Regions from separate parts of the Homo sapiens genome. Here region 2 is linked to region 1. The links are chromatin loops, found by intact Hi-C in ENCODE. Cell type or tissue: endothelial cell of umbilical vein. All regions are shown on one strand. Links, peaks and the distances in the headings refer to the core of each region. The heading gives the core; the rest is flanking DNA.

What was found. Peaks named below come from ENCODE experiments on the same cell type or tissue, not always from the same donor. Only the 100,000 strongest peaks of a DNase experiment are listed, where the experiment ranks them.
Region 2: a loop joins it to region 1, with 11 times the contacts of the local background. A loop is called at or near these places in 6 of 110 quality-filtered maps.

What each region holds. Positions count from the first base shown.
Region 1 is chrX:87,332,633-87,343,529 of GRCh38, forward strand. No RefSeq gene overlaps it. Among named protein-coding and RNA genes, the nearest start is that of KLHL4, 180 kb to the right of the region's middle. In endothelial cell of umbilical vein, for the core only: no CTCF peak of the experiment used is centred there; a DNase peak (open chromatin) is centred at 6,099.
Region 2 is chrX:87,575,122-87,586,018 of GRCh38, forward strand. All of the region lies in intron 1 of KLHL4 (kelch like family member 4), which reads left to right. Among named protein-coding and RNA genes, the nearest start is that of KLHL4, 63 kb to the left of the region's middle. In endothelial cell of umbilical vein, for the core only: a CTCF peak has its summit at 8,731 (motif pointing right); no DNase peak of the experiment used is centred there.

The DNA of each region.
Region 1 (10,897 bases), core at 1,581-9,580:
TTTGATTCCTATTCTTATCTTTTTTACATTTCATTAGAGTTCAATTTGTTCTTTCTTTTCTAGTTTTGTTGAGTGGAATTTTAGATTGTTGATTTGACATCTTTTCTAATATAAGCAGGTAACTAAATAAATTTTCTGCTAGCAGTGCTTTTAGCTGAATCCCATATATTTTGATACATCTTACTGGTATTATTCCACAGTTTAAAATATTTTCTAATTTTTCTTGTGATTTTTTTAGCCCATGGATTATTAAAAGTGTTTTTTTTAATTCCAAATATTTGGAGTATATTTTAGATATCATATTGTTAATGATTTATATTATTTCTCCTGTGGTCAGAAATATAATCTCTAAGATTTCAATCTTTGAAAATGTATTAAGATTGGTTTTGTGGTATAGTACATGGTCTATCTTGATGAATGTTCCATGTGTATACGAAAAGAATGTGTATTCTGTTATTCTCAGGTATAGTATTTTGAAAATATCATTTAGGTCAAGGGGGTTGACGGTGTTTGTTAGGTCTTCTATATTCTTAGGGTTAGTTTATCTACAGTATTTGCTCCGCTCCATGAGAGTCATTGAATTCTCAAAAATAACTACTGATTTATTTACCCTTTAATTCTGACTGCTGTTTTCATGTATTTTGAATCTGTGCTATTAGATCTATATACATTTAATATTGTTGTCTTCCTTTTGAATTAACCTTTTTATCAATGTAAAATATCTCTATCTATGTAGTATTCACTTTATCCAGTATTATCATAGTCATACTTGCTTTCTTTTGCTTAGCATTTGTGTAGTTGTTTTTTTAAGGACTTATCTCTATGTTTATATATGAGTGTGCCACTTAAAATTAGCACAAAATATGTCTTTAATTTCTATTTTTTTCTGGATTGTTTAGTTATATTTAATGTAATTTTGGATACAGTTGGGTTTAATTCTACCATAATTCTATATGTATTTGCAGAACACAATATATCTTTTGTATCTATGTTCTTCTTTTCTACTGTTTTTTAAGTTAATTGAATTTATTTTGTTTTTTATTGATATAGTACTTGTACATATTTATGGGGTATGTATGATTTTTTTTACATTCGTGGACTGTATAATGATTACATCAGGGTATTTGGGGTGTTCAGCACCTGAAGTAATTATCATTTCTATGTGTTTGGAACATTTCTAGTCCTCTCTTCTAGCTACTTCTAAATATACAATAAATTGCTTTTAACTATAGTTTTCCTACTCTGCTATTGAAAAATAGAACTTCCTCGTTCTATCTAACTATATGTTTGTGCCCATCACCAACTTATCTTAATCCCCCTTCTACCTACATACCTATTCCAACCTCCAGTGTCTATCATTCTACTCACTATGTTCATGAGATCAATGTTTTTTAGCTCCCACACCTGAGTGAGAACGTGATATTTGTCTTTCCATGCCTAGCTTATTTCACTCATCAGTGACCTTCAGTACCATCCATGTTGCTGCAGATAAAATGATTTTATTCTTTCTTTTATGGCTGAATAGCATCCCATTGTGTATATATGCCACATTTTATTTATCCATTCATCCACTAATGGCAACATAGATTGCTTCCATATCTTTCTTACGGTGAATAGTGCTGTAATAAATGTGAAAATGCAGGAATCCCTTTGATATACTGATTTTTCTTTGAATAAATACCTAGTAATAGGATTGCTAGATTATATGCTAGTTATATTTTAGTTTTAAATAAGTCTCCACACTGTTTTCCATAGTGGCAGTACTAATTTACATTCCAATGCATATTGTATAAGAGTTCCCTTTTCACTGCATCCTCGCCAGCATCTGTTACTTTTTGTCTTTTAAATAATAATCATTCTGTGGTAAGATAATAACTCATTATGGTTTTGACTTGCATTTCCCTAATGGCTAGTGATGTTGAGTATTTTTTCCGTATACATTTTAGCCATTTGTATGTATTCTTTTGAGAAATGTCCATTTGTGTCCTTTGTCCACTTTTTAATGGGATTATTTGGTGTTTTTGTTGTTGTTGTTACTGTTGTTTGAGTTACTTGCATATTCTAGATATTAGTCTCTTGTTGGATGAATAGTTTTTAAATGTTTTCTCCCATTCTAAGGTTGTTTCTTCACTCCATTGTTTCCTTTGCTGTGCAGAATGTTTTCAGTTTAATATAGTCCCATTTATCTCATTTTGTTTTTGTTGCCTGTGCTTTTAAGGTTTTAGCCATAAAAGCTTTTCCGAGACAGAATGTTTCCCTATGTGTTCTTCCAGTAGTTTTATATTTTTGGGTCTTTTGGGTCTTATATTTAAGTAAGTCTTTAATCAATCTTAAGCTGTTTTTTCCAAGCACCATTTATTGAAGAGGGTGTTGTTTCCCCAGTGTATGTTCTTGGTGCCTTTGTCAAACTCAGTTGGCTGTAAATATGTGGATTTCTTTCTGGCTTACTTTTTTTTCTCTTCTTTTGGTCTACGTGTCTGTTTTTATGCATGCCATAATGTTTTTGTGTCTGTAGTATATTTTGAAGTCTGATAGTGATGCTTCCAGCTTTGTTCTTTTTGCTCAGAATTGCTTTGGCTATTTGTACATTTTTTTGGTGCCCTGTGAATTTTAGGATTGCTTTTTTCTATTTCTGTGAAAAATGACATTGGTATTTTGATAGGGAATGCATTGAATCTCTAGATAGCTTTTAACAGTATGGTTATTTTAACAATATTAATTCTTCTGGTTCATGAGCATGGGATGTCTTTCTACTTATTTGTGTACTCTTCACAAACAACTTATTAGTAATAAGATTAATTAATAATCGTATTCATCAGTTTGGGGCAGTTTTCCTTGTAGAAGTCTTTCAGCTTGTTGGTTAAATGTATTCCGAGTGTTTTAATTTTTTGTAGCTATTGTAAATGTGATTGCCTTCTTGACTTCTTTCTCAGCTAGTTCATTATTGGTGTATAGAAACACTATGATAGAATACTTTTTAAATTACATTTCATCACCCCTAATAACCTTTAAGATATTCCTCTTTTATTATTACTTTATTATTACTATTTTGTTACTTAGAGTTTAAAACACAAACATATAAATTTGTTTATGTGTTGTCTAAAGATCCTTTCCTGCTTTAATGGCAGATTTTACTAGTCACAACAGAGCAATTATGGCCTGCAAACCTAAAATAGTTACTATCTGGCTGCTAAAGGATGAAAAGTGTTTCTTGCTCTCAATTCATATGTTGAAGCCACGATTTTTCAGTACCTTAGAATATGACTGTATTTGCAAATCTAGTCTTTAAAGTGGTGATTATGTTAAAATGAGGATAATTGTGTAGGCTCTAACCCAACCTAACCGATGTCCTTATAACAGAGAAAATTTAGACACACGGAGACACCAGGATGTACATACACAGAAAAAAAACCATGTGAGTACAGTTAGAAAGTGGTACACTGTCAGTGGGAATGTAAATTGGTATACTCATTATGGAAAACAATATGGAGCTTCCTCAAAAAATTAAAATAAAAAATAGAATTTCCATATGATCCAGCAATCCCACTTCTGGGTACATATTCAAAGGAAAGGAAATCAGTATATGAAAAAAAAAATATCTGCACTCCCAAGTTCATTTCAACATTATTTGCAGTACTCAAGGTACGGAATCAACCTGTGTCCACCAACAGATGAATGAATAAAGAAAATATGGCATGTATTCAAAACAGAATACTATTCAGTCTTAGAAAAAAAGCAAATGTCATCATCTGTGACGTGAATGAACCCTTAGGACATTATATTAAGAGAAAGAAGCCTGACACAAAAAGACAAGTACTGAAGAATCGCACCTGTATATAGAATCTAAAAACAGCAACAACAAATAAAACATTGAAGTCACAGAAGTAGACAATAGAATGGTGTTTATTAGAGGATGAGGTATAAGGGGTCGGGGAGACATTGGTCAAATAATACAAAACTTCAGTTACATAAGAGAAATAATTTCAAGAGATCTATTGTACAACATGATGACTGTAGTTAAAAGATATATGTTTTATTTTGAAAATCTCTGAGAGTAGATTTTAAGTGTTCTCTCCACAAAAATATGGTATGTGAGGTAATGTATATGTTCAACTCATATGACTCAACTGAGCCATTCCACAGTGTATACATATTTCAAAATATTATGTTGTCTTTTTAAAAATATGCATTTTTAATTTGCCAATTAAAAAATAAAATAATATGAGCTAAAACTATAAAACATATAAAACCTATAAGAAAATATGGGGCAAATCTTTATGACATTAGATTTGACAGTGATTTTTTTAGATGTGACACCAAAAACACAGGCATCAACAAAATATATATAATTTTTTTGGACTTCATCAAAATTAAAAACTTCTTTGTGCTATCAAACAAGTGAAACACTATCAAATAGTGAAACACTATCAAACAAGTGAAAAAGCAACTTATAAAATGAAAGAAAATATTTGCAAGTCATATATTTGATAAAGAATTGGTTTCTAGAATATATATATAAAGAGCTCCTACAACTCAACAACGAAAAAGAATACAAATCAATTGAATAGTGGACAAAAGGCTTAGACAATTCTCCAAAGAAATATGCAAGTATTCAATATATAAAAAATTATCAACATCATTAGTCATTAAGACAATAAAATGAAAATAACATATTACTTTATACCCATTATAATGGCTATTATCAATATGAAATAAAACTAATCTAAAAAAAAGTTGTTAAGGATGTGTAGAAATTGAAACCCTAGTACATTGCTGATGAGAATGTAAAATGATGTAGCAGCTGTTGAAGACCTCTAGTGGTTACTGAAAAAATTCAACCCAGAACTACTATATATCCAGAAATTTCACTTCTAGGTATGTATCCAAAAGAATTGAAAGGAAGGACTGGAACAGCTATTTGTACATGAATGTTCACAGCATTATTATTTGCAATTGCCAAAAAGTGGAAATAACCCACGTGTCTATATATATATGAATGAATTATCAATATGTGAAATATACATCTAATGAACTACTCTTTAGCCTTAAAATGAAATAAAATTCTGATGTGTATTACAACATGGATGACTTTCAGAAATATTATGCTAAGTAAAATAAGTTAGACACAAAAGGGAAAATATTGTATGATCTCACGTGAGATACCTAGAGTAATCAAATTCTTAGAGACAAAATAGTGTGTTATAGGGTCGCATGGGAGGGGATCATTGGGAATCATTGTTCAGTGGGTACAGGGTTTCAGGTTTGAAGGATGAACAGGTTTGGAGATCAATAGTAGTGATAGTTGCACGAGAACACGAATATTCTTAATTCCACTAAACTGTATGCTTAAAAATGGTAAATTTTGTGTTATGTGTATTTCACCACCATAACAACCGATACAGTAGCAAGAAAAAATCATGAATGTGGAAATATCCCAAAAGGGATGAGAAAAAAATTGAGTGAAATGGCTTTGGAATTTAGAATATAGGAATAGAACAGAGAAGAGGGTTATGATAAAATGAACAAAGAAACTTTTTTTTTGCTATTGCCAAAAAGTGAAAATAACCCATATGTCTATATATGTATGAATGAATTATCAATATGTGCTATATACATCTAATGAACTATTCTTTAGCCTTAAAGTGAAATAAAATTCTGATGCATATTACAACATGGATGACTTTTGAAAATATTATGCTAAGTAAAATAAGTCAAACACAAAAGGGAAATATTGTATGAATTGGTATGAAGAAAATAAGTAGATTAGGAAGATTATATCAATCAGATTATATGTAAAAGAGAAGTTATTGTTGAGAGTGAGGGTAGCAGGGATGGAACTTAGATTTGCACTTGGAAAATGGACTGGTGTGGGAAATAGTTTTTAACAGAAATTCTGTAAGTAATTTATAGAAATATTAATATGTATATTTTAATTATCACACTTCAAGTGTAACATGGTTAGTTTATTACAAAGCAGCAGAAACATTTTAGATAATTCATTCTCAAAATCTGAGCATGCCCTGTACAAAGAATTAGTTTACATATCAATAATCCAGTACTCCAGCAGAGGGACATCTTGAGTTAAAAATTAACAAAGCAGCACTGAAAACAAAAGAGGAAGAAGGAATCTATTTCTTCACACTCAACTGCCACTATTATACTACAGTGACAAAAACAATGCATTTTATTAAAATTTGTAATGCACTTAATATGGTCTATGGCCAATAATGCCTAACTTTTCAAAATATACATTAAATTAACCCTTGGAACTTTTTAGCTATGGATCAGTAACATTATTGGAACTTGGGTATAAAAATTTAGCTCTTTTAATTATGCTGTTCAGATATAACATATATTAAGTCCCATGTTCACCATCTTTGTTGTTTTGCCTCCTAATATTCTGTACTATTTATGTCTTATTTTCCTCTTATTAACCGTCCCAAATTAAATAGCAGCATTTGATAATACATTACACATGTAAACCTTTTGTCTTTCTCAATATCATCATTCAAATTTTAACAGCTTCTTTGTTTTAATTTAAAAAACACACATAAAATAGAAGTTTTAAATTAAAACTTTACATGTTTTGGACATTGGTTCCATTACTTTATTATTTTTAATTAATAGCTTCTTTGTGACTTTTTTCAATAGAAATTGTATGAATGAATAAAATCTAGCAATTACTCTGTTGCAGAGTTGTACTTCCACCAGAAAGATGTTTTATAACATAGCCAGTTAACAGGAATTTATGAAATCAAATTATGTCTTCTCACTTTTGATTTAGACAACAGATGCAAGAATTATCATTTTCAGCTTTGATGACTGTCACCACCCAGTCTTTGGACATCATTTCTTTAACTTAGCAAATAAGTGTTGATTGACTAATTGTGTTTCAGGCACCTATGTTCTAGGTTCTAGGTACATGCCTGTTAATTTAAAGAAAAAAACCTCTCTGTCCTAATGGACTTTACATTGTGCTCATTGTTCTCCTGATCCTAAGAATTGTTACTTTCAGGTACTTCTGAAAGTGGGGATAAAAAAGGGGCAAAATTAAGAAGATTGTCTCTTTCATGACCTTATCTCCTCTAGTTTTGCTTCTCTCTTTTATACTATTTTATCTTTGTTTTCTTCATTTCAATCAATTCTTCAACTTCATCTATAAATACATTTAGACCTCTTCAGACTGTAAATTTTGGGGGGAATTTATCCCTTAAGTCTCCTATGTTCTATTATCTAATCTTTTACTTACTTTTACTTTGTATCATTTAGGGTGCTTTTGGTCCATAAAACAGCAACCCAATTCAGAATGACTTAAATAACAATGAAATTTACTAAGCTACAAAAGTAAGGAGTCAGGGTGGCCTCAAGGCTCTGGCTCCATTTCTCTGTGATTCTTTACAATCTGCAGTTTTTTCATATATTGAATTTACCCTCAGGCTTCTAACAATAGGATTGAAATAGCTCAAGGTGTCAACTTCTGACATGGTGACCTCCAAAAGAAGAAAAGTATGTCTTTTTGTAGTGTCATGCTGACTTTCCTGAGAAGGAACTCCGCAGTGTTTGCATATCACATTGACAAGTTTTGGGCCACATGCCGATTTCTAAACTTATTACTGGCAAAATAAATAAGATTTTATTACTATGATTGGTTTAGACTAATAGTTTTGAGTGGCATCAACTATGACTACTGCAACATCTCAAGTCAGTTTCTCTTAGACTATTTTTGGTCTACTTCGGTTTATATTGTTGGATGATGTTAACCCCTATGGTCCATTGTTGCCTGTGTAATGTAAGAAATGCATCACATAAAATCCATTATTTTTATATTACTTAAAACATCCAGATAGAGTGCTTTATATATTGTAGTATATAGCACATTTTTTTAGTTTAACTTTGTTTTCACTATTTGAGGGTCAATATTGATGTAGACTGCAAGGTTCACAGAAAATTGATTCCAGACTAAATTAGCAGAGTTTTTGTTTTTTTCATCTTTTAAGAAACTGACTATTCTGTAACAATTATTATTATTAACACTATTTTTGTTATTAAAATTATTGATACTGGAGTACAAAAAGGATAAGAAAAATGTGATTTGTTACTGTGAAAATATTAAGTTCTGTCATTTTACATGGATTCTTTCTCATGTATACCTAAATATCATAAGCTACCCTTGCTATCATTGTTTTATACTTATACTTTCATTTATTTATTTATTTATTTATTTATTTATTTATTTGGAGACAGCGTTTTACTCTGTCACCCAGGCTGGAGTGCAGTGGTGCTATCTCGGCTCACTGCAACCTCCGCCTCCCGGGTTCAAGTGATTCTCCTGCATCAGCCCTCAGCCTCCAGAGTAGCTGGGATTACAGGTGTGTGCCATTACATCCGACTATTTTTGTATTTTTAGTAGAGATGGGGTTTTGCCATGTTGGCCAGGTTGGTCTCAAACTCCTGGCCCCATGTGATCCACCAGCCTCAGCCTCCCAAAGTACTGGGATTACAGGCGTGATCCCTGGTATATCCCACAACACCTGGCACTTATACTTTTGTCTCCAGCAGCATATTGACACTATAACTGGACTGTAAGAATCTTTAGGAAATGATATAACAGGGTTGGTCGCAGTGGCTCCCGCTTTTAATCCCAGCACTTTGAGATCACTTGAGGTCAGGAGTTCGAGACCAGTTTGGCCAACATGGTGAAACCGTGTCTCTCCAAAAAAAAAAAAAAAAAAAAAACAACAACTCCCCCCAAAAATATTAGCTGGGCATGGTGGCACGTGCCTGTAATCCCAGCCACTCGGGAGGCTGAGGCATGAGAATTGCTTGAACTCAGGAGGCAGAGGTTACAGTGAGCTGAGATCATGCCACTGCACTCCAGCCTGGGCAACAGAGTGAGGCTCTGTCTTTTTTTTTTTAAAAAAAGTGATATAACATACCCGAGAAAGTCTGAAAGTTGCATGAACATCATGGGATGAATGAAACCACAAAATCCAATCTACATATTAGGGTTCATAGGCAATGAAGTACAGTGATTCCCTGAAAAGCAGGTTTTGGAGGCAGATACTTGCACTTTGAAGCCTGACACAACTTCACAGCATATGAACGTGCTTATTACTTCACTTCTGTAATACTCAGTTTATTTATACATAAACTGAGGCTATTAGAATTATACTTCATTTGGTTGTTTTTAGCATTGAAATAATATATCTAAAATAATAACCACCATATATACGACATGATAAGCTCTCAATAAATGGCAACGTTATTAATATGTACCAACTGTTGATTTTATAGATGTTGCCTAGTCAGTGATTATTTGTCTGTGCTATATGCTTACTTAGTAAGCATAATAATGGCCCATCGAAGATACTAAAATTCCTGGAATTTTATAATGCATTATATTACATGGTAAAGGGGAATTAAGGTAGCAGATGGAATTAAGGTTGTTAATCAGCTGACCTTACAATAGAGTGATTATCCAGAATTACTCAGGTGACCTCAGTATAATCACAAGGGTCTTTAAATGTGGAAAAGGGAGGCAGAAGAGGAGGTCAGAGTGATGTAAGAAGAACTCTTGCTGACTTTAAAGATAGAAGTAAGACAACTACAAGCCCAAGGAGTATGGGTGGCCTCTAGAATAAGGAAAGGGCAAGAAAAAAGATTCTCCCAGAGAATCTTCAGAAAGAAATACAGCCCTGTGGAAACCTTGATTTCAGTCCAGGGAGGACCACTTTAGGTTTCTAAACTATAAAACTGTAAGATTAAAAAATTTTATTGTTTTAAGTTGCTAAATTTTGGTAATTTATAACAGCAGCCATAGAAAACGAAAATACCTGCCAGAAATGTTTAACATATATTTGTGATACTTACTCCTACAACATAAAGTATATTAAAAGTAGTTAATGCCCATGAAAATATTAACATGTTAAATTGCTAACACTTCCCATGTTCATTAATTAATTTATTTAATAAATAATTATTGAGTCCTTACTCTTTGCCAGGTATTGTGCTAGGTTCTAAAGATACAGTGATAATCCAAATAAGTCACAATTTTGTCACTCATGGACTTTTTTCTCTATGTAAATTAGCAAGGTTTGCTGCTATATTGGACATAGGGAGTAAGAAAGACAGGAGTATTTATGAATAACTCCTAAATTTCTGGTTTTCAAAACTCGATAGAGAGATGCCATTCACTGATAGCGGACTTACTAGGTGAAGACTAAATCACATATTGCATTAAATATGGTGAATTTAAAGTAACTTTGAGATAGTCAAGTGGAGATTTTCTGTGAGAGCTAGATAAATGTAACTGGTATCACAAGAGGTCTGGGCTTTAGATACGAACAAATAAGAAGAACAGAAGGCATTGGTATGGTTAAGTTCCCCTAAGGGGAGAGTATGGTATGAGCAAAAAGAGTACTTGGAACTGAGTCTTGAGGAATTCCAAGTGTAGAAGAAAACAAAATTATGTCATGAAATTAAAAAATAGAAACTGAAATATGATATTGGTAAACTTCATCAATGTCATTGCTGATGTTAGTGTGAGCCATCCAGGTGTAGTGATTAGGAGAGAATCCAAATTGGAGTAAGTTAGGAGTAAGGGTTGAAGAAATGAAATTAGATAGTATAGACAACACTTTCAAGAAGCATGTCTATAAAGTGAAGAGAAGGAGAATCGGCATGAGAGCTGAATAAAAATATAAGTCAAGGGAGAAATGTATTTTTAAATAAGAGAGACTGGAGCATGTTTTAAATGTCAGTAAGAGGGATCCACTTGAAAAATAATACTTGGCTATATAGGAAAACTAATGAGTAATTGATCATTAGTTTGAGACACTGATAAGGAATAAGATTCAAAGCATGTGGTGTTTGAAGGGAGAGTGATATGTCCAACAAC
Region 2 (10,897 bases), core at 1,130-9,129, 240 kb after region 1:
ATACAATCTTTAGCTTCTTTACTAGAAGTTTCCTGATACAGGGGTGAGGACCAGTAATGGTCCGCGGTCTGATAGGAACCAGGCCGCACAGCAGGAGGTGAGTGGCGGACAAGTGAGTATTACTTCCTAAACTCTGCCTCCTGTCAGATCAGCAGCAGCATTAGATTCTCATAGCAGCAGGAACCCTATTGTGAATTGTGCATGCAAGGGACCCAGGTTGTGCACTCCTTATGAGAATCCAATTAATGCCTGATGATCTGATGTGGAACAGTCTCATCCCGAAACCATCCCCTCCAACATCCCCCATCCATGGAAAAATTGTCTTCCACGAAACCAGTCCCTGGTGCCAAAAAGGTTGGGGACTGCTGGTATAGGTGATAATGACATATTAGACTTTCTGCTAGTCATATTACATTTTCAGTTTTAGGTCTAGTTATAGTTATCCTGTAAATGAGGGAAATCGAAACTGAAGATATATCTAGAGTAGATTTTCCAAGATGGTCAGAAGTCAGGAAAAACAGGTGATATAAGGAAACTTGAAAAATGCAAGACACATAGATGTTTTACAATTTAGCAGAGGGAAAACATTGTGGGCTGAAGTGGTAACAGTATTAGGGGAAAGACAGAATCTAATCTGGGCAGTGAGAATGAAATTTGTAAAAAGAAGTGCGTACTGGGGAGAACTATATATTTAGAGCCAGCAAATCTTGGATTTCACTTCCATTTAACTAAAAATGAGGGGCTAAAAAGCAAATAGCTGAGTTAATATAAACTACTGAAAATACTTGATCCTGGCAATACTGAAAAGATAACATCTCAGATAAGGTCCATAAGTTAAATATTTGTGAAACTTTATAGTGTTGGTTTGAAAATTTGGGAAATACTGTGATAACATAGAAACTTCATTAACATTAACCTATAAGGAGATCCATGTTGCAATTATAAAAATTGGAGTCTGCCCCTCCAGTGAGATTTCTACAATACTATGATATTGGAAAGTAATCAGAAGCTCTTGTTTTAATAGAAACAGTGATAACTGGGAGGTATAATTTCTGATGAGGTTGGTGATCATCCTTACTCTTTACCCTTGATAGCCAAAAAGAGAAATAATTGTATTTTCTATTTCATGTAGTTTTGGATATTTGAGGTAATATGTGAAAGCTGAAAAATACATTATATGTACCTGTATTTTAATCCATAAAACATAAGAAAAAAAACTTTATATGCCAAGGAAGACAGCTTTAAAAACACAATATACTCAAGAGGATTTTTAAATATTCCCCAAACAAATAAATTATAAATGTTTGAAGTAATGCATATCCTAGTTACACCTTGTATATGTCTTGAAATGTCACTCTAGACCTGGTAAATATGTACAATTATTGTTTCAAATAAAAGCGGTTTTTATAAAAACAAAAATCTTCAATGATAAATGAAGTTTATCTAAAAATAAAATGAACTACAATTGATGATTTATATGGAGTATTTACCATTATAAAATTATTTTATTTGATGTGTTTCTAAAGTAACATAAAACTATAGTTTTTGTAATGTGGCTATCCTGTTACGAAATCTTTACACTTGTGACGGTTTTATATAACTATTTACTAGTTAATATGTCGAATTGATCAATTGTATGCAGTCTTATTCAGAATCTTTCAAGACAATATTTTTTATGAGGACTCTCTCTACATACACATAGATATGGATATACTTTTATTTTTAAAAATACTTACCAAATATATAGAAAATTATTAGTTTAACCTGCTAGATTGAAATGAAACATCATATTTTAAATAAAGCATTTTTATTAAAATTACAAAATAATAAATCTAGTCCATGAGAAAGAATAATAGCTGGCCTTTAAGTATGGTATTGATTAAAACTTCATGAACAATGAAAATATTTTAAAATGTCATGTGCTTAATTAAGTCACTTTACATTGAAATACTGTTATAAAGTTAAACAGCAGGAAATTTTGCCACTAAGTAAGCTACACTGCATTAGATTACAACATACAGATAAGTGTATGCTAAAATGCTAAAACTTACAGGTTATGCTAAAACATTAAATATATTTAACCCTTTTCCTTTTCCTGTTTTCCCGGAGCATACACGCCGGTGGCACTTGTGGCTGCAGCATTTACGCTGAGATAATTTTGACATAAAATATCGTGCTTTTATTCTTATTTTCACATAGCTCTAGTATATCAGCTTTGAAAACAAAAGACATCGTTCTATTTATAACATTCTGTTTTTAGTAGTGGTATTTCCATTTACATTATGTGGTAATTCTTGATTGCCAAAAATGTCAAATCCTAGGAAATGTAACATTCCTACGCATGATGTTAACATCATTCTCAAACAGTTGTTGACTGAAGATTCATTTGATGAGGGCAATTTGTCTGAAATAGATGATTCTGATGACTCAGACAATTCTGACGTTAGATCTCTTTAGAAATAACTCCAAGAACGGTTTTTATATTTTATTTTCATATTGAAAATCAGATTTGCTTCAGCCTCAGAGCACATTTATGTAAAATTAAATGAGAGCTGACAGTAAGCTGCACATTTGTTTTCTAAATGGGAAAAGGATTAAAGCTCTTAAAAATAAATATATAATCAATAACTCCAGTGATTGTCACTTAATAGAATCATGCTATGCTTCGTTTTACAACTGCCTTCCTGATTCTAGCATGTATGTCTTTATATTTTCTTCTTCCCTGTGTCTTTAAAGAATGTAATGCTTTCTTTTAAATAAGTAAACACTAAAATAACATTGGTATTACACAAGATTGTCAAGGGTCTTAATCAATAAATTAATTGATATTACTTTGCTAATATGATTATAAAAAATTATACTAGAAAAAATCCTACAAATATATTCTTACAAAAATTTATATCTCTGTCATTTGGTTCTAATTCATTGCAAAATAAATGGGACTTTGATGAGATACCTATGTACAATACCTGTATTTAAATACCAGCAAAATATTACATGTTCCTTTATATAGTTTTCTGATTAAAATGTGCTGATAATTTCTGGAATTTATTCTTCTTTATAAAGTTTCTTTTCTCTTTTTTAATTGAATTTGGATTGTATTTCCAAATATATCCCTAATTCAAATTAAATTAAATTAAAATAAAATATATTTTCCTCATTTACTAAAGTGAATTTATGGAATGGTAATTTTTACAAGGTTATATATTCTAATAGACTAATTAGTAGAGGCAATGTGAGAAATTTAAGAATCCACTTTGATGGATCATTGCCTTATCTAGATTTTGGTAAAACTTAACTAAGAAGGAATAATGTCAGCAAGATGGTAGAATATGTAGCCACAGCCCTCATTCCCCACAGAAACACTGATTTAACAATGATATGTGGACCAAAACTTCTTTATGAGAAGACCATAATTTAGTTAAGAAGTTGCAGTACTCCAGATGAGCACAAAACTGAAAACAACTGCATTGAAATGAATAAGAAAAGCAATATTAATTTATCTGCATTAGCCCCTTCTTAAGCCAGAGCAGCTCAGCACTGAGAGAGACTCCCTCTGTAAGCAACTTCCTCCTTAGGGAAAATTAGAGCATTAAGTATGTCTCCAATTTCCCAGCCTTTTGGTGTGCCACTCAAGACAGTTTCTGTCTTTTTTTGCACAGAGTGCTAAAGGAGCTGGCACAGTTTGGATGCCCAGTGGCAATTATAACAAAAAAAATGGGGGTAGTTGGCTTACAATGTAACACAGCTTTGTCAGATTGAGAGAAGTCACAGAACCTGAGGCTTCTTTCTCAGGAGGGAGAGAGAGGAGTGAAGTGTGCCTCTAACATCCTGGACTTCCAGTCTAAATCTCAATGTGCTATATTCTTTCTTCAACTAGAACAGTAATAGAACTTTCAGAGTTTAGTAGGGGCAGCTAAGAAATAAGGAAAAGGGACAAGTGGCTTGCTGTACTCATTATGGCTCTGTGAGACTCAAAGATGGTACAGTAATTGTAGTTTCTCCAAAGGCAAGAAGGGAGAGGAGTGGAGCATGTCTCCAGCCTATGGTACAAAAGGAAGACACCAGAGGGAGCAAGAGATTACAAATTACTGAAAAAAAAATCAGTCTGTAAATCTCTTCTAATTAGAAATCTATACACAGCAGTACAGAGAAAACATACGCATAGAAAAGGTTTGAGAAGCTTCCAGAATATTCAAAGAATAATAATAAAGAGTGAGAAAGCCTACAGAAATTATATAACACCATCAAACAAATACATACATTATGGAAATTCCACAAGGAAAAGAGAATGAGAAAGAGTGGAAAGTTTATTTAAAGAAATAGTGGCCAAAAATTTGCCAAATCTGAAGAGGGAAATGGACATCTAGACTAGCAAAGCCCAAAGTATCCAAAACATTATCCACCAAGACACATTATAATCAAATTATAAAAAGTCTAGGAGAGAGAATTTTGAAATCTGTAAGAGACAGACAACTTGTCATATACAAAGAAACCATCAATAGCCAATCAGCAGATTTCCCAGCATAAACCTTTCAGGACATAAGGTAGTAGGATGATATATTCAATGTGTTGAAAGAAAATAACTGCCAATCAAGAATACTATACCTGGCAAAACTGTCATAAATGAAGGAGAGATAAAGACATATCTGAACAAACAACAACTGAAAGAGTTCATCACCACTGGATCTGCCTTACAAAAATGCTAAAAGAGTTATTCAGGTTGCAATGTAGGATGCTGAACATTATATGATAGCATAGGAAAGTATGAAACTCATTGGTAAAGGTAAATATGTGAATACAGAATACCATAATAATGCAACGATAATGGGTAAATCACTTTTCATTTTAGTATAACATTAATTAAAAGACAAAAGTCTTAAGAATAACAATAAATACAAAAATGTGTTAGTGGATACACAATGTAAAAGATACAAATTGTGACATCAAAAACATAAAGTGTGTAGAAAGAGAAGTAAATATGTAGAGTTTTGTAAATGATTGAAGTTAACTTGCTATTAGCTTATATTAGATGGTGATAACTACAAGATATTTTATGTTGCTTCATGTGATCTCAAACAAAATACATATAGAATATACACAAAAGAAAGGAGGAAGGAATTAATGCATATCACTACAAAAAAATTAGTAAAAAGGGAAAGAAACCAGTAAGGGAGGAAAGAGAAACAGAATAATTGCAAGACAGAAAAAAAAAAACCAACAAAATTGCAAGAGTAAGTCTTTACCTACCAAAAATAATTTAAACATAAATGGATTAACCTCCCCCATGAAAAGACAGAGTTGCTGAATGGATAAAAACGCAAGATCCAACTTTATGCTGCCTAGAAGAGATACACTTTGGATTCAAGGACACACACGGGCTGAAAGTGAAGTGATAGAAAATGATATGCTATACAGATAAGAACAACAAAAAAAATAGGGAGCTATACTTCCATCAGATGAAAGAGATGTTAAGTCAAAAAGTGTCACAAGATACATACAAAGAAGGTAATTTTATAATAATAAAATATCAATTTATCAAGAAGATATAAGAATTATAAACTTATTTCTACACAATATCAGAGCATCTACATATATAAAATAAACATTAAAGGGAAATAGATAGCAATACAATTGTAGGAGATTTTAATACCAAACTTGAAATAATTGATTGAATATCCAGACAGAAAGTTAAAAAGGAAACAGACTTGCACAACACTATATAGACCAAATGAACATAAAAGAAATAGACATCACTGGGCAGGACCTCCCAGCTAGGGCCTCCAGCCACCCCCACTCACATGTATTCTATAGACAGAGCTCTGATCTCTCCCTGGGACAGAGTACCTAAATGTAGGGGAGGGCTGCCAGGTTGATTGTTTGGACAACTCATCCATTCCAGCCTGTGGGCTTTAAAGAGCCCAAGCTGACAGGGTCACAGTTGGTTCATCAGCATGACATGGCTATTTTGTCAAGGCATGGCCAGACTGCTTTTTTAAGTGGGACTGCAGTTCACTTCTTGTGATAAGGGTTTTCTCACCCAGGGCTTCTGGCCACCCCTGCCTATGTTTTAAGGCTGAGACGGAGTGCTAATTTCTCCCTGGGGTGGAGTGCCGGGGGGTGGGGAAGACCACCATGTTGGCTATTTGGGCATCTCAGCCAGTCTAGCCTATTGGCCTTGGAGAGGCCAAACCAATTGGGGGCTGAAGAGATCCCCAACACAGCACAGCTGCTCTCCGCAAAAGCAATCAGAATGCATCTTTAAGGGGTTTCTTGATCCCATTCCTCTGACTGTGTGAGACGTCCCAACCAGGGTCTCCACCCACCTCCTACAGGTGCGTTCAGTCTGGTAACAGGTCAGTACCCCCCTGGGACAGAGCTTCCAGAGACAGTGGCAAAAGGCCATATTTGCTGTTTCACAGCATTCACTAGTGATACCTCCAGGTACTGGACAAACATAGGTGACTAAAATATAGAGCAGACCCACTGCGGACTGCAGCAGCCCTATGGAAGAGTGGCCAGATGGTTAAAAGAAAAACAAAGGAACAAACAACAAAAAAAACCAGAAAAACTCCATCCAAAGGTAAGCAATCTCAAAAACAGAAGGTAGATGAGCCCACAAAGATGAGAAAGAATCAGCACAAAAATGCTGAAAACTCAAAAAGCCAGAGTGCCCCTTTTCCTCCAAATAACTGCAACACCTCTGCAGGAAGGGTTCAGAACTGGGATAAGGCTGAGATGGCTGAAATGACAGAACTAGGCTTCAGAATGTGGGTAAAAATGAACTTCACTGAGCTAAAGAAGCATGTTGTAACTCAATGCAAAGAAGCTAAGAGGTATGATAGAACAGTGCATGAGCTGACAGCCAAAATAGCCAATATAGAGAGGATCATAACCAACCTGATAGAGCTAAAAGCACACTATAAGAATTTCACAATGCAATCACAAGTATTAATAACAGAATAGATCAAGTAGAGGAAAGAATCTCAAAGCTTGAAGCCTATCTTTCTGAAGTAAGACAGGCAGACAAAAATAGATCATCCCCCCTGCAAGGACAACAAGTTAATAAGTATCTACATAGAAAAAACACCTTCATAAGAAACGAAAATTAGGTGAGCACTCATGGTACCTGGTTTTAACTTTATATCACTGTAAAAAAGCACCTAAGAGATAGAAAAAAACAGTCTGGAATCGCGGATGCCACCACTTCCCCAACATCCAGCAGCAGCAGCTTGTTGCTGCGAGCCTGTCTGAGTATTTTTGTAGGGATAACACAGCAATTGTGGGGAATAGAACTTGGTGCTGTCCTGTAAGAGCAGAAAGAAAAACCAGAACAAAGTCAGCTGATGGCCGTTCAGAAAGGGAACATTTAAACCAGCCCTAGCCAGAGGGAAATCCCAATCTAAGCAGTCCAAATTTGAGTTCATGAAACCTCACCACGAAAGAACTACAGCACTCTGTGTCCCCAAGTAAATTTGAAAGGCAGTCTAGAGCATGATGACTACATCTCTTAGGCAACATCTAGTGCAGAACTAGGCCAAGATAAAGTGGACTTGGGCTGGTGGGGGGATCATTTTGTGTCCAGAGTTGGTTCCTTCCAGTGGGTTTGTGGTCTCACTGACTTCAAGAATGGAGCCGCAGGCCTTCGTGGTGAGTGTTACAGCTCTTAAAGATGGCACGGACCCAAATAGTGAGCAGCAGCAAGATTTATTGTGAAGAGCGGAAGAACAAAGCTTCCAAAGTGTGGAAGAGGACCTGAGTGGGTAGCCACTGCTGGCTGGGGTGGCCAGCTTTTATTCCCTTATTTGTCCCCTCCCATGTTCTGTTTCTGTCCTATCATAGTGTCGTTTTTTTCAATCCTCCCTGCAATTGGCTACTTTTAGGATCCTGCTGATTGGTGCATTTTACAGAGTGCTGATTAGTACATTTTATAATCCCCTTGCTAACTACAGAGTGATGATTGGTGCGTTTTTACAGAGTGCTGATTGGTGCATTTTACAATCCTCTTGCTAGCTACAGGGTGTTAATTGGTGCGTTTTTACAGAGCACTGATTGGTGCATTTTACAATCCCTTTGCTAGCTACAGAGCACTGATTAATGTGTTTTACAATCCTCTTGTAAGACAGAAAAGTTCTCCAAGTCCCCACTCGACACAGGAAGTCCAGCTGGCTTCACCTCTCAATTTGACATAGTGAGACACCAACTGGGGCAGCCATGGGAGTGCTAGCATCACCCTCCCCTGGCCCCAGGCCACGTAGCACAGCTTGCAGCTCTAAATAAGACTCCTTCCTTCTGATTTAGGAAAGGAGAAGGAAGAGTAAAGGAAGAGTGGGGAGGACTTTGTCTTGCATCTTCGATGCCATGTCAGCCATACCAAAATAGGGCATCAGTCAGAGTTGTGAGGCCCACATTCTAGGCCCTAGCTCCCAGACATTTCTAGACACACTCTGAGCCAGAAGGAAACCCATTGCCTTGATGAAAAGGACCTAGCCCTGGCAGTATTCACATCTGCTAACTGAAGAGCCTTTGGTCCCTAAATAACCAGAAGCAATACCCAGGTAGTACATTGACGGCCTTGGGTTAGCCCTTAGACTTTCTGGCTTCAGGTAAGACTCAGCACATTACCAGCTGTAATGGCCATAGGACAAACCTCCTTCTGCTTGAAAAAAGCAGAGGAAAAAGTAAAGGGAACTTTGCATAGCAACTTAGGTACCAGCATGACCACAAGGGGGCAGAGCACAAAGTGGGCTCTTAAGCCAGTGAATTTTTACAGCTTGCCTTGGGCTAGGACCAGTGCTGGGCTGGCTTCAAATGTGACCCAGCACATAGTGGTGGTGGTAACAATGGTGCTTGTGTCATTTCACCTCCAGCTTTAGGTGGCTCAGAAAAGAGAGAGACTCTACATTTTTGGGAGAACAAAAGGAAAAGGAACAAAAGTCTCTGCCTGGTAAATCTGAGAATTCTCCCAGATCTTGTTGAAGACCATCAAGGCAGTACCTCTATGAATCTGAAAGGACAACAGTTCTACTGGGCTTGAGGTGCCCCCTAAAGTAGATACTGATTAAATCACAATACCCAAGTCCTTTCGAATATCTGGAAACCCTTCCCATGAAGCACATCTATAACTAAGCCCAGACAATAAATACTACAATAAATAGCCAACTCTTCAATGCCCAGACACCAAAGAACATCTACCAGCATCAACATCATCCACGGAAACATGACCTCAATAAATGAACGAAATAAGGTACCAGGGACCAATTCTGGGTAAACAGAGATATGTAACCGTTCAGGCAGATAATTCAAAAGAGCTGTGTTGAGGAAACACAAAGAAATTGAAGATAATGCAGAGAAGGAATCCAGAATTCTATCAGATACATTTAACAAAGAGATTAACTAATTGAAAAAATCAGGAAGAAATCCTGGAGCATAAAAGTGCAATTTTACCACTGGAGAATGCACCAGAGTCTTTTAAGAGCAGGATGGATCTAGCAGAAGATAGTAATAGTGAGTTTGAAGACAGCTACTTGAAAATACACAGTCAGAAAAGACAAAATAAAAAAAAAGAATAGAAAACAATGAAGCACACCTTCAGAAACCAGAAAAAACCCTCAAAAGGGCAAATCTAAAAGTTATTGGCCTTAAAGAGAAGGTAGGGAAAAGATAGAAGTAGCAAGTTCATTTAAAGGGATAATAAGAGAGAACTTCCCAAACCTAGGAAAAGTTATCCGTATCCAAAAAAAAAAAAAAAAAGTTATAGAACATCAAGTAGATTTACCCCCAAAATGACGACCTCAAGCCATTTAATAATGAAACTTCCAAAGGTTAAGATAAAGGAAAGATACCAAAAGCAGCAAGAGAAAAGAAACAAGTAACATTAAATGAAGCTATAATACATCTGGCAGCACACTTTTCAGTGGAAGCCTTACAGGCCAAAAGAGAGTGGCATGATATATCTAAAGTGCTGAACAACAATAACAAAAAAAACCTTTTACTCTAGAATAATATATCTGGTGAAAATATTATTCAAACATGAAAAGGAAATAAAGCCCTTCACAAACAAATGAAAGCTGAGGGATTTCATCAACACCAGGCCTGTCCTACAAGAAATGCTAAAGGGAGAACTTCAATAAAAAATATAAAGACATTAATGATCAATAAATAATTGCCTGAAGGTATAAAACTCACTAATGACATTAAGTAAAAAGAAAAACACAGAATATTATAACACTAACTATGGTGTGTAAACTACTCTTAATTAGAAAGACAAAACGAAAAATAATAAGTACAACTTTTCAAGACATAGTACAATACGATATAAATAGAAACAACAAAATGTTAAAGCAGGGGTAATAGCTAAAACAGATTTTTTTTATTAGTTTTCTTTTTGTTTGTTTGTTTATGCAAATAGTGTTGTTATTAGATTAAAATAATGGATTAGAAGATGATAGTATTTGCACACCTCCCAGTAACCTCAAACCAAAAAACATACAATGGATACACAAAAAATAAAAACAAGAAACAAAATTATATCACCAGAAAAATTAACTTGATTACAGAAAGACAGGAAGAAAGGAAATAAGGAAGAGATGACCACAAAACAAACAGAAAACAAATAACAAACAAATTAGCAGGAGTAAGCCCTTACTCATCGATAATAACATTGAATGTAAATGGACTAAATGATCCAATCAAAAGACATAGACTGGCTGAATGAATAAAAAAGACAAGACTCATTGATCTTTTGCCTATGAGTAACAAGTTTTACCTATAAAGACACACATAGATGAAAAATAAAGAGATGGAAAAATATATTCCATGCCTTTGGAAACCAAAAAAGAGCATAAGTAGCTATACTAATATCAGACAAAATATAATTTAAGACAAAAACTATAAA